Linked DNA regions of Homo sapiens: region 1 is linked to region 2. A link is a contact called in ENCODE Hi-C data. All regions are on one chromosome and are shown on one strand. The core of a region is the stretch at or near the end of the contact, and the rest is flanking DNA. Distances in the headings are between cores, read along the strand shown. Region 1 has its middle 90 kb from the start of ELOVL6. Region 2 overlaps MCUB (mitochondrial calcium uniporter dominant negative subunit beta).

Region 1 (6,071 bases), core at 302-2,801, 640 kb after region 2:
AATATTGTATGATCTCATTTATATGCAGAATCTAAAAAAGTCCAACTCATTGAAGAAGAGAGTAGAGCAGTGACTACCAGCTGTTGTGGGGTGGGGGAAATGGGAGATGTTGGTCAAAGGTTACAAACTTTCATTTATAACATGAGTAAATTTTGGGGATCTATTGTACAGCATGATAGCTACAGTTAATAATACTGTATTGTTTACTTAAAATTTGCCAGAGAGTATGCCTTAAGTGTTCTTATCACACACACACACACACACACAGAGTACATATATATGGTGATGGATGTGTTAATTAATTTGATTTTGGTAATTATTACACAAAGTATATGTACATCAAATCAACAAGTTGAACACGTTAAATAGATATAATTTTTCTTTGTCAATTATACCTCAATAAAGCTGAAAAAAAAGAAATATAACATGAGTCACAAACGTGAGCCACATTGTAATTCTAAATGTTCTAATAGTCACATGAAAGAAGTAAAAAAAGTAAAATTAATTTTAATAATATATTCTATTTACTAGTATATTAAAATCATTACCATTTAAATATGTATTCAGTATAAAATTATTAATGAGATAGTTTACTTTTTTAAAAATATTAAGCCTTGGAATAAGTATGTATTTTACACTCATAATACATCTCAGTTTGGACAGGCCTCACACTTCAAATGCTCAGTGTGTACCGTATAGGACAGTGTATCTTTAGATCACTGTTGTCAATATAAAAACAAAATATGTGAAAATCTTTATTATAACAATTGAATTCATGATTTTCCTCAAATGAAGGCAAAGAAATAAAATTTTATGAAATAAGTATACTATAAAATGATTTATATGGTGTATGTGTCCTTATTTTATTATTCAACTACACATCAATAGAATACTCAGATATACACACGTGTGAATATATTAGTTGTCTTTGATGTTTTTCAGGCACATAAAAAGCATAACTTTACATGTTTTTTTACTTAGTCACTATAAAGTTATATTTATCAAGGTAGGCACCTAAAACATTTTATTTATTTATTTATTTTTAAAGTAACCAGTTTATTTTGTTTTATTGGAGGGTGTTGATTGGGCATTTTGTTTTGTTTTGTTTTGTTTTGCTTTGTTTTAGAGTCGGAGTTTTGCTCTGTCATCCTGGCTGGAGTGCAGTGGAACGAACATAGCTTACTGTAGCCTCGAACTTCTGGGCCCAAGGGATCCTCCTGCCTTAGCTTCTGGAGTAGGGGGCACTAGAGGCGCATGCCACCCCACCTGGCTAACATTTTATTTAAGAGTTTACTAGGCCAGGCACAGTGGCTCATGCCTGTAATCCCAGCATTTGTGAGGCTGAGATGGGAGGATTCTTTGAGGCCAGGAGTTCGAGACCAGCCTGGTCAACATAGTGAGACCCCATCTCTAAGAAAAAAAGGTTTGCTAACTTGATTTCCAACACTTAAATATTTGGGCATATAGTAGGCATTCATCTATAACCTTGCCACAGGCCCTGCAAAAGTTGGACTTGGGCCTGGCTTGGAACTCTGCTTTCAAATGTTGGCATGACTCATTCCCTCACTCCTTTGAGAATGAGCTCAAATTTCGTTTTGTCAGTGAGAACCGAAACTGTATACACCCACATAGCTTACTGTGTATATTTACAGGCCTTTGTTATTCTAGGTTTCATCAACATAGCTTTACTATTCTAGGAAACTCTTGCTGAAGAAGATAAAAGTTGTGAATAACATTATCATTCATTTCAGCAATGTCCCAAAAGGCCATCAACTCTTCATGAAAAGCATCAATTTGTTCCTCCAGTCATGGGAGCCATATCAAAACTACAGTTGAAACCCCAAGACTGCTTGAACCCAAGACTCTTTGAAAACCTTGCCTTTACATCTTCACTTTGCTGTGACCACGAATCTTAAACTATTAAGTCATAATCCTTACAGAGTGTTAATTAAGCACTGATATCGGATAAGATCTGTCTTAAACTGACTTAGAGTCCCAGTAAATATCCTGACTTTGTTCTCCCTCTTCTGAGATGCTCTAAGATTCTGTGGAGGGAGTACTCCCTTCCCAAGATCAATATAAGCTCAGCTTTGTCTTTTCGACAGGTTGTCATAGTGATAATTTGGGGAGCCAGCATTCAGGATCAGTAAGTCTTTCTCTGAACATTCTTTTTTTTTTATTTTTTTTTTGAGAAGGAAGTCTTGCTCTGTCACCCAGGCTGGAGTGCAGTGGCGTGATTTCGGCTCACTGCGACCTCCCAGGTTCAAGGGTTCAAGCGATTCTCCTGCCTCAATATCCTGAGTAGCTGGGATTACAGGTGCCTGCTTACCACGCCTGGCTAATTTTTGCATTTTGAGTAGAGACGGGGTTTCACCATGTTGGCCAGGCTGGTCTTGAACTCCTGACCTCAGGTTTTCTACCCGCCTTGGCCTCTCAAAGTGCTGGGATTATAGGCATGAGCCACCATGCCAGGCCTGGTCTTGAACTCCTGACCTCAAGTGATCCACCTGCCTCGGCCTCCCAAAGTGCTGTGATTACAGGCGTGAGCCACCGCGCCCAGCCTAGTCAAATTGTTTTATATAAGAGAATGTTAATCAAATTTTCTGATCAGGTGATTTTTCAAAAGCTAAAGCATTATATCAGAGCTTATATCAGTAAGAGTAGCCGGGGATGTAGAGGATATTCTAAGCATAAATCTTTCTGATGATCTGGCTTTATCCCAGAGATGTGAAATTAATAACACATCAGGGTATAAAGAGAATATTCTTTCCACATGAATATCATTTCTCATAAAGGAGTTTTTACAGAAAATTAGCAACTTCTCTGGAATTAAAGGAACATCGCTCTGTTACCCAGGCTGGAGTACAGTGGCGAGATCATAGCTCACTGCAGGCTTGACCTCTCAGGCTTAAGCAATCCTCCTGCTTCAGCCTCCTGAGTAGCTGGGACTACAGATGTGCACCACCGCACCCAACTAATCTTTAAATTTTTAATTTTTTGTAGAGACGGGGTCCAACTATGTTGCCCAGGCTGGTCTCAAACTCCTGGGCTCAAGCAGTTGTCCACAGGCTGCAGTTTTAGTTCATACAGAATTGTCCTCAAAGAATGTCATAGTCTGGGCTACATTTTGGACTTATTTCCCTTTCTTCTTTATGGGGGATGTTCAATCTGTGATTTTCTGAGTTCCTCAGATGAAAGGCTTCTGCAAGTCTGTGAAGGTTTTTTAAAGTCTTGAATTTAAGATGAAGAATTGTTGAAATTAGTCTGGGACATCTGCTTTGATGAAGAGTCTTGACAGCCAATCAAAAGATAGCAGGTTTTCAGCTTCTCTTTTTAGAACCAAGACTATCTTGAACTTACTCTCTTTGAGCAGGATTTTTCTCTTCATCATTTAACACGGAAAGAAAAAAGGGATGGAACAGGGTGAATTGAAGCTCACAAGGACATGCTTGAAGAATTATGGGTGTACAAGCAAACTTCAGGGTAGGAGAAAAAAGAATCATGGGCGAATGCTTCCTTTAACATTTTACTAAGTGGGGTTTGGAAGGCAAGAGAGAGGTGAGGAAAAGACCTGAATCAATAGAATGGATGTAGAGTATGTGTTACTCAGGGTCCAATAAGGAAAGGAGAAACCATAACAATTATTTTAACAAGGAAGTTTAACATAGGGAATTGAGCCAGGTGCAGTGGCTACGCCTGTAATCCTAGCACTTTGGGACGATGAGGCGGGCAGATCACTTGAGGTCAGGAGTTTGAAACTAGCCTGGCCAGCATGGTGAACTCCATCTCTACTAAAAATACAAAAAAAAAAAAATGCCTGGAGTGGTGGTGGGTGCCTGTAATCCCAGCTACTTGGGAGGCTGAGGCAGGAGAATCGCTTGAATCTGGGAGGTGGAGGTTGCAGTGAGCCAAGATCCTGCCACTGCACTCCAGCCTGAGTGACAGAGTGAAACTCCATCTCAGAAAAAAAAGGCTGGGGGGTGGAACTGGTTAAAAGGGTATTGGAGGGAATTCAGATAACACAGAGAGTAACTGCAGGAAGCAGCTTGCATTCCATAGTAGTGGTAGAACCAAGAGAAAAGACTGGGGTTCTCAAAAGCTTATGCGCTTGAAGGAGAGGCACTGTTAGAGCTGCTTGGCTTGTGCTGTTATCTCTTGGCTTGTGATAGGTATCATTATGAGGCTAGTTCTAATAGGTGGAAAAAAGCTAGAATCTGGAATCATTTGCTTCTGCAACCAGCTGTGCTTCTGGGGTGAGGATGCATTTCTGTGGTGACCAGAGAATAATAGAAAGCAAATAGAAAATTGTGAATTCCTTCTCCCTCCTCCTGCTTTCTTGTCTCCCTCTAGTTTCTTCTACCAGAAGAACTTAACAGGAAAACAGATGGTAAAGGAGAAAAGTGTTTGCAGAATCCTAGTCCCAGCATCACAGAGCTAGAAGAGAAGGTTTGAAGCTGAGAGACAATAGCTTAGTAACTAACACAGAGATGCCAGATGTGGATACAAAGAGAAGAAAAATCTGAAGACTGAATTATGAGAGAAAAACTAAGAACTAGAGAGGAGATACATTTAAAGATGTATTTAAGAAAACTACATTAACTGACAGTGCATTTTGGAGTAGGGTTGCAATAAAGTGCTGTGATTTTATTTCACTCTGAGTATGGAGTAGTAGTTCAGCCCACCCAACAGGGTCAATCCAGTCACAGTTGCCTTACTTGTAGATAAAATGAAGTAAGATAAGCCTTAGCTAAAATAAAGCAGCCAAATAAAAAAAATAGAAACTATTAATACATTTAATAGATTCTCAAATGGTCAGGGCTCTTCCCTGCTTTTTTTTTTTCTAAAGTAAAAGCAACCAAAAAAATAGAAAATACTTGTATTGTTAAGACTAAGATGATAGTGAACAAGGCCACTCATACTAGAGAGTATTTATGGGAAATGTTTTTGTATGGAACCAGATAATTTAATAATAGCCACTGTAATGGGTGATCTCAGACAAATAACATCTTTGGGTCTTTTTTTCTTCTTTGTAATACATGAATTGAACTAAATGAGTTTTACCCTCTCTTTTAGCTTTTGACTGTTTATGTATATTAAAATGACTGCTTTTCCCCCAAAGAGCTATTATCTCAGGTATTTATAGTCTAAACCCAGAGAACGGGAGATTCTCTTTTAGTTTTGATTTTATCATTCTTGAGAAACGTTTTTGTTAACACTTTGGAAAATATAACCACAGCGTGCGGAACTGAGCAATAGCAGGCTTCTATTTCATTCCCAAATCCTTGGATAACAGGATTCAGTGAACGGCAATGGTACCAAAAATTATGAAAGTGATGAGTCAAGACAAGTACACATGGCACCCAAGGAAATCTCAGTTTTAATTTCATGATGTGACAAGTTCCGTGCCAATTTTCTCTGTTAGATAATATATTCAGTGTTTTGAGAATTCCAGGCACTTGAAAATCTTTTCAACAAGAACACTATAAAAAAATACAAAGAGCCATTTGAAAAATTAGTTTTTGACTACAAAAATCTTAACTATGTGAGGTAATAAATATGCTGATTGGCTAGATCTACTCATTCCATAATGCATATATACTTCAAAACATCGTGGTGTACATGATACATATAATTTTTTCTGTCAATTAAAAAAAATAAGGTTATTTATTAAATAAATACATGGAGAGACATACAATGTTCATAGATTGAAATGTCCAGAATAATAAAGATGGTTTTTGCTGTCTGCCTGGGATGGCCCTGCACGTCTACATAGCTGGTGCCCTGGTGATTGTGGCACAGCTGCCTGAGGAGCTGCCTGAGGAGGGGTGGTGCCTTCCCAGAGCCGGGTCCCCACGAGTGAGTGGAAGTTCAGCAGGCAGGGTCTTGTGGAGAAGCAACAGAGAATAAAGGCCTGGAAATCTCCCAGATAGACCTGAAGTTACAGGCCCACCTCTACACCCATGGCAAGATGTGGAAGTATTGCAGCTTGGACACCGATACCAAGTCATGAGTCTTGCCATGGAATAAAATCTGCTGCATCTGCCTGGTGCAGATCACCTATTCTGAAACAC
Region 2 (5,825 bases), core at 2,367-4,866:
CAATCATTAGAACTAGAAGGCTAAAAGTTATCTTAAATTAGTGTTCCTTAAAATCAACTGGTAGAGGTTGTACGAGTAGTTACAACTGAACTGTCACTAAGGCCTACTGGTTGTACTTCATACAGACCTCTCAAATCCATCCTATCCTCTCCCCTCCATCGCCACTGCCCTACTTCAGATTCTTATTTCCCCTAGATTACCTTAACAGTTTCTTAACTGGCTTCCCCCACCAACCAATTCCAGATCTAAATCTATTCCAATCTTCTAAAATCAAGTAAAGTCAAATTACTTCTAGATTTAAAGACCTCTATTGCAAAGAGAAACATTAAAAAAGAAAAAAAAAAAAAACTTCCCATGAGTTGATTTGTATCCTCTTCTCCAGCCTCACCTTATCATCCGCAGCACCACCCACCTCCCAACCCTCTATTTCAGACATTCTGAACCCATCACAGTTTCTTGAACGTGGCATGCTGTTGCATGCTTCCTTGCTTTTATACTTTCTCTACTCACTGCATAGAGAGCCCTGCTCAGTGTACCCACTGTGCATGCTCTTACCACTCTCATCTTCCCACCATAAAATCTGTAGACTCAATCTCTACCTACCATCTCTTCCTTCCCTCCTGCAGTACAGCGGTCTTCCTCCTCAAAGGCCAGTCCCCCTGCTCAGATGCTCTCCATCTTGTGTCCCTCAGGCTTTCTCAAACAAACAGATGTTTTCCCTTTACTCCCTTAGTTGTCACTCTCTCACTACCTCTCACGCTATGCAAGTACATACATCAGCATACAAATATACTCTGATGTCTCTCAGCTTAAGAAAGTCGCAAACCCTCCAGTAACCACATAGCCTTCCAGCTACTGCCCCATTCATGTGCTCCCCTTAGCCAAACTTTTCAGTTCATCTAGAGTGGCTGTCTTCTCATCATCACTTCCCACTCACTCTTCAGCATACTACCATCTGGTTTCTGTCTCCAGCCCCTCAGCTTTCTAGCTCAGACCTTTCCTGAGGTCCAAAGGAGAATATCCAAATACTTGACTAACATCTACCCTTACATAATCACAGACATGGGAAACTAAATTGATCTAGAACAAAACTCTTGATTTTCCCATGAAACAGCTTCCTCTGGCCCCCTCTTCCCCGTGCAGTAACTGACTCACCATCTCCGCACTTGCTGAAGTCACACCCAGGAGTTGTTCTTGAGTCCACTAAGCTATCAATTCTACCTGCATACTTTTATTTGCTTCTCTCCATTTTTATTGTTAGTGCTCTGGGCCGGGTCACCACCATCTATTGTACCAGATTCTAAACTGGTTTCCACCCTTGCCCTCCTCTAGGCTGCCCTTTTTAAAGCAGGAAAAGTGATTTTAAAATGTAAATAGAATCACTCCATTCATCTACTTAAAACCTTTCAATAAATCCTTATTACACTTTAACAAAATAAAAGCTTGTGGACAATGAGATGCTACATAACTTAGACAGCGCTCCTCATACCAGTCTCATCTCACTCCCCGCTCCTCTCACTTACCTTACTGTGGTCCTACTGGTCCTCCCTCAATTCCTAGAACATGACAAGTTTCTTAGACCTCAGGGACATAGCACATGGTGTTCTGTCTGGAATGTTCTTCTCTCCCTCTCTGTGTAGCTAAGTGTTTTACATGTGGTATCTTATTTAATCTTCTTACCAACTATGAAGCAAACACTACTGTTTCTCATATTTTTTCATTAAAATGTATTTATGTATCTATCAAAAAAATAACTCAGCATTGATAGAAGTAACTATAGAACAAGAGCTGGCAAATAACAGCATGTGGGGCGAAGCGAGTACCCCTCCCCACTGTTTTTTAATAGACCATTTTTTACAGCAGTTTTAATTTCATAGCAAAACCACGCAGAAAGCTCTAAGAGTTTCCATATACTGTCTGTCTACCTCCACTTCCTCAGCCTCTGGTGTTATCAATATTTTGCACCAAAGTGGTACATTTATTACAACCTATAAACCTTCATTGGTACACCATTATCCCCCAAAGTCCATAGTTTACATTAGGGTTCACTCTTGGTGTTGTATATTCTATGGAGTTGGACAAATATGTAGTGATGTGTCTACATTATAGTGTCATACAAGAGAGTTTCACTGCCCTAAAAATCCTCTGTGCTCTGTTCATCCCTGTCTTTCCCATAACCCCTGGCAGCCACTGATCCTTTTACTGTCTCCACAGTTCTGCCTTCTGCAAAATGTCATGTAGTCGGAATCACACAGTCTGATTCTTTTCAGATTGGCTTCTTTCACTTAGTAATATGCATTTAAGGTTCCTCCATGTCTTTTCATGGCTTGATAGCTCATTTCGTTTTAGTGCTGAATAATATTCCATTATTTAGACGTACCATTGTTTATTTATTCATTCATCTACTAAGAAGAACATATTGGCTGCTTCCAAGTTTCGGCAATTATAAACAAAGCCATTATAAACATCCATGTGCAGTTTATTTACCATATTTTAATTGCTAGAATACTGAAATGCAGGGACCACATGGAGATTAAGTAATCTAAGGTCACACCCATAATAACCGACCACAGTCTAGTATTAATAGTTAGGAGCCCCCACCCTTTTAAATGTGCCGCTGAACCACCACCTTATGGTAAAAGGGATGTAGAACTGCACCTGGCCCACATAATTGTGTGTCCGCACCTGTTGGGACAGTGTAAGGAAGAGGTGCTGGGCAGATGGAAATAGTAGCTGTTAAAACCAGCTTCACACTGTTGAAAACCATGTAAAACAAGGCTTCCAGGCATAAGTGATCTGAACTAGAGGAAAAAGTACTAGGTATTTCCATTACAAACAGATCTTAAGAAACTGCATTCACATAATGATGTTGAAAAAGTTTATTAATTATAAATAATGTATTTTTAAGGCAATATACCCAAATATTTCAATATTTTTTCTAACAGACGACAGTAGGACAGGAAGATTGTCTAACATCTTTTCTCTGGGTTGTAGTCCTTCGTTATCTGCTTTCAAAACCAATGTCCTGTCGAAATGGAAGGAAAGAGAGAGAGAAGGAGGAAAATGCATTTATACAGGAATATAATTTCAGTGGTCCTGTTGAGATCAGTTCCAAAGGGATGACTGACTTAAATGCCTGGTTCTCAGAAGGGATGTAAATACAGTCTAGCTGAGAGGGAGCTGGTGAGAAATTACAGTAGGTGGAAGTTATTGTTGGCTGCTAGCCAAATATTGTATGTATGTATTCTGTTTCTGTACTGTATTAGCCAAATGCCAAACGTATTCTGTTTCTGTTCTGTTTCAGTCATTTTGTGGATTAACTACTCGTCTTGGGCTGTCCAGACCAGAAGAAGAAAAAATTTATTTTCACAGTGATGATTCATGTAGTACCTGAGACTGAAATATTAAGATAACTTTCTAGTCTGTGCTACAAAATGCAGTTTTTGTTAGGGAGATACATAGATCTAGAGGCAAGTAAGAGTTCATCAAAAGAGAGCTCCTATATAGCAGTTTGATTTTTTTTTTTTTTTTTGGTACAGAGAAGCAAAAAAAAAAAAAAAAATCATTAAAGCTTGACGCTCAGTGTGAGATTCTACAAAAGATCATGATGCACCACAGGATGTAGAACTAATGAACCCAAAGACAAGCTTCAAAGCAAAACAACTATGTAACTGAGGAGTACAAAGCAGCCTAACCCCAAAAGCACCATTTTTCTTGCCTCACACAAGAATTTCTTGTTTCTGTGGAGTACAAAAGTACGCTATATTAAGTGACACGGAAAACAACATTTAAAATGATGGAGTTTTTATTTATTTTATGCATATATTTTACCAATTTGCTTGTTCAGAATTTCTCATGCATTCTTATTCCTTGTTCGTGTTACATTTTGTTCACTACAGCTGAGTAGTGCCTTCAATGAAAGCCTATGAGTAGTTAAACCCTCAGTCTGTGTTGTTATAAATCCAACAACTTCTGTCCTTTTAACTGTTGAGTTTAATCTGTTTACATTTATTGTGATATCAGACAAATGTGGATATCTATCTACCACCTTATTCTGTGCATTCTGTTCATCCTGATTTTCCTTTGCTCATTTTCTTTCTCCTTTCTTATCTTCTCATAATTTGGCTAAATGTTTTTTTATACTCCTTTATCTCTATTGGTTTGGAAGTACACACTTTTTTTCTCTCTTCATTTAGTTTTACATCCTGTGGTGTGTAAGTTTTCTTACATCCTGTTTTCTTATGTGTTTGATTTCCTTTTTCCTGCAAAATGCTTTCAGTAAACATGTTTTAGTCGCTCAGTCTCAGTTTTGTTCAAAATGGTAGGTTATCTGACTATAGAATTCAAGGTTGATTGTTATTTCCCCTCAGAACTTTGAAGATACTCCTTTGCCTCTGCCGTCTATTAATTCACCTTATGTAAATTTAATTGCTTTCCTTTGTAGGCAATCTCTTTTTTTTTCAGGCATTATAAGAATTTTTTGTTTCTGGGGTTCTGTAGTTTCATCACATTGTGTCAGGGACAGAGTTAATTTCATTTTTCCTGCCTGGGACTCATTTATTATGATTTTTTAAAATAGAAATATGGTTTCACCCTGTTGCCCAGGCTAGTCTTGAACCCCTGGGCTCAAATAATCTTCCTGCCTCAGCCTCCCAAAGTGTTCGGATTACACGCATGAGCCACTGCGTCCAGCTAGGACTCATTATACTTCTTAAATCTAAGGACTCATCCTGAGAATCCTTAGATTTGAGAAGTGGGGCCTGATTTGGGGAATCTGAACCCAGGTGTGGTATGGAGGAGCAGCCCGGCTAACTGGATTAAATGAAAAGCAACAGATTTGGTTCATACCATTTGTTTATTCAAAACTATCATATCCCCCTATCAAGGGGGGAATGGTAGGCTCCTCAAGATGGGTTTGAGGTGAGGTGTAAACTAAAAGGAAGACCTGAGTTTTGGTGAGTCATTCTTGAAATTCAGCTCTGCATGCATGATGGGTTTGTGTAAGATTTTCAGAATTTTAATAATAACCCTCTAAAAAGGGTTGTTACAGGGTATGGTAGTTTCTCTTTTAAGCTTTACTAACATGTCTGAGGATTGTCAATATTCTTGGGGTTTCTAAATAAAAACTTGTACAGGAGTGTCTTTGCTTTAAAAAATTTTTTATTTTCAATTTCCCAAGTAACCATAGTTTCCTACTGGCATGCAAAAAAGGTTTAATATTTGACCCCTTGTTATTAATCACTTATCTTTGTATATGGTAATTTTGGTGTTGTAAACCTATTGTTTTTGAATTATTAATTTTTTTTACCCTGGCCTACCAGTCTCTCAGAATTGTGTGATTTTGAAACAGTCTCAAACATAACATAAAGAAAGTTGTAACCACAGTGGGAAGACTATTTTGTTTCTGAACTATTTGAGAATACATTGCAAACTTGATGCCAGTTCCCCTGAAACATAAGAACATTCTCCAACTTAATGACAAACAACCATCAAAATAGGAAAATTAATGTTAGTACATAACCACCATCTAATTTTTAGACCTCATTAAAATCTTGCCAATTTTTCCAATAATGTTCTTTATTGGCAGAAGTTCAGAATCACAGTTTAATTTAGTTGTCATGTCTCCTCCACTCTGGATCAGTACAACATTCTTTGACATTCATGATTTGACTCTTTTAAAGATTACAATTATTTTGTAGAATGCCTCTGTTTGGGTTTGTCTGGTATTTCCTTGTGATTTGCTTCAGATTATATAGCATCTTTGTCGGGAATATCTCAAAAGTGTCCCATGTATTCTCATTGCATGATTTCAACTCACCCCATTA

What was found. Hi-C counts contacts between places; a loop is a spot of excess contacts on that map. Pooled maps may share reads with other maps.
Region 1: a map with no recorded cell type shows a loop between it and region 2 (14-fold over the local background). The contact joins two enhancer-like sites. A Hi-C loop is called at or near these places in 3 of 37 single-sample maps with no recorded cell type and 3 of 50 pooled maps.

The regions. Positions count from the first base shown.
Region 1 is chr4:110,285,745-110,291,815 of GRCh38, forward strand. It overlaps the pseudogene ZBED1P1. Among named protein-coding and RNA genes, the nearest start is that of ELOVL6, 90 kb to the left of the region's middle. RefSeq lists an enhancer at 1,526-1,615. Within about 2 kb of position 1,552, at least 3 of the 41 ENCODE cell types and tissues checked have a DNase peak (open chromatin) inside an H3K27ac peak, as active enhancers do.
Region 2 is chr4:109,645,180-109,651,004 of GRCh38, forward strand. The region is part of intron 1 of MCUB (mitochondrial calcium uniporter dominant negative subunit beta); the gene reads left to right. Among named protein-coding and RNA genes, the nearest start is that of CASP6, 55 kb to the right of the region's middle. Within about 2 kb of position 3,617, at least 4 of the 41 ENCODE cell types and tissues checked have a DNase peak (open chromatin) inside an H3K27ac peak, as active enhancers do.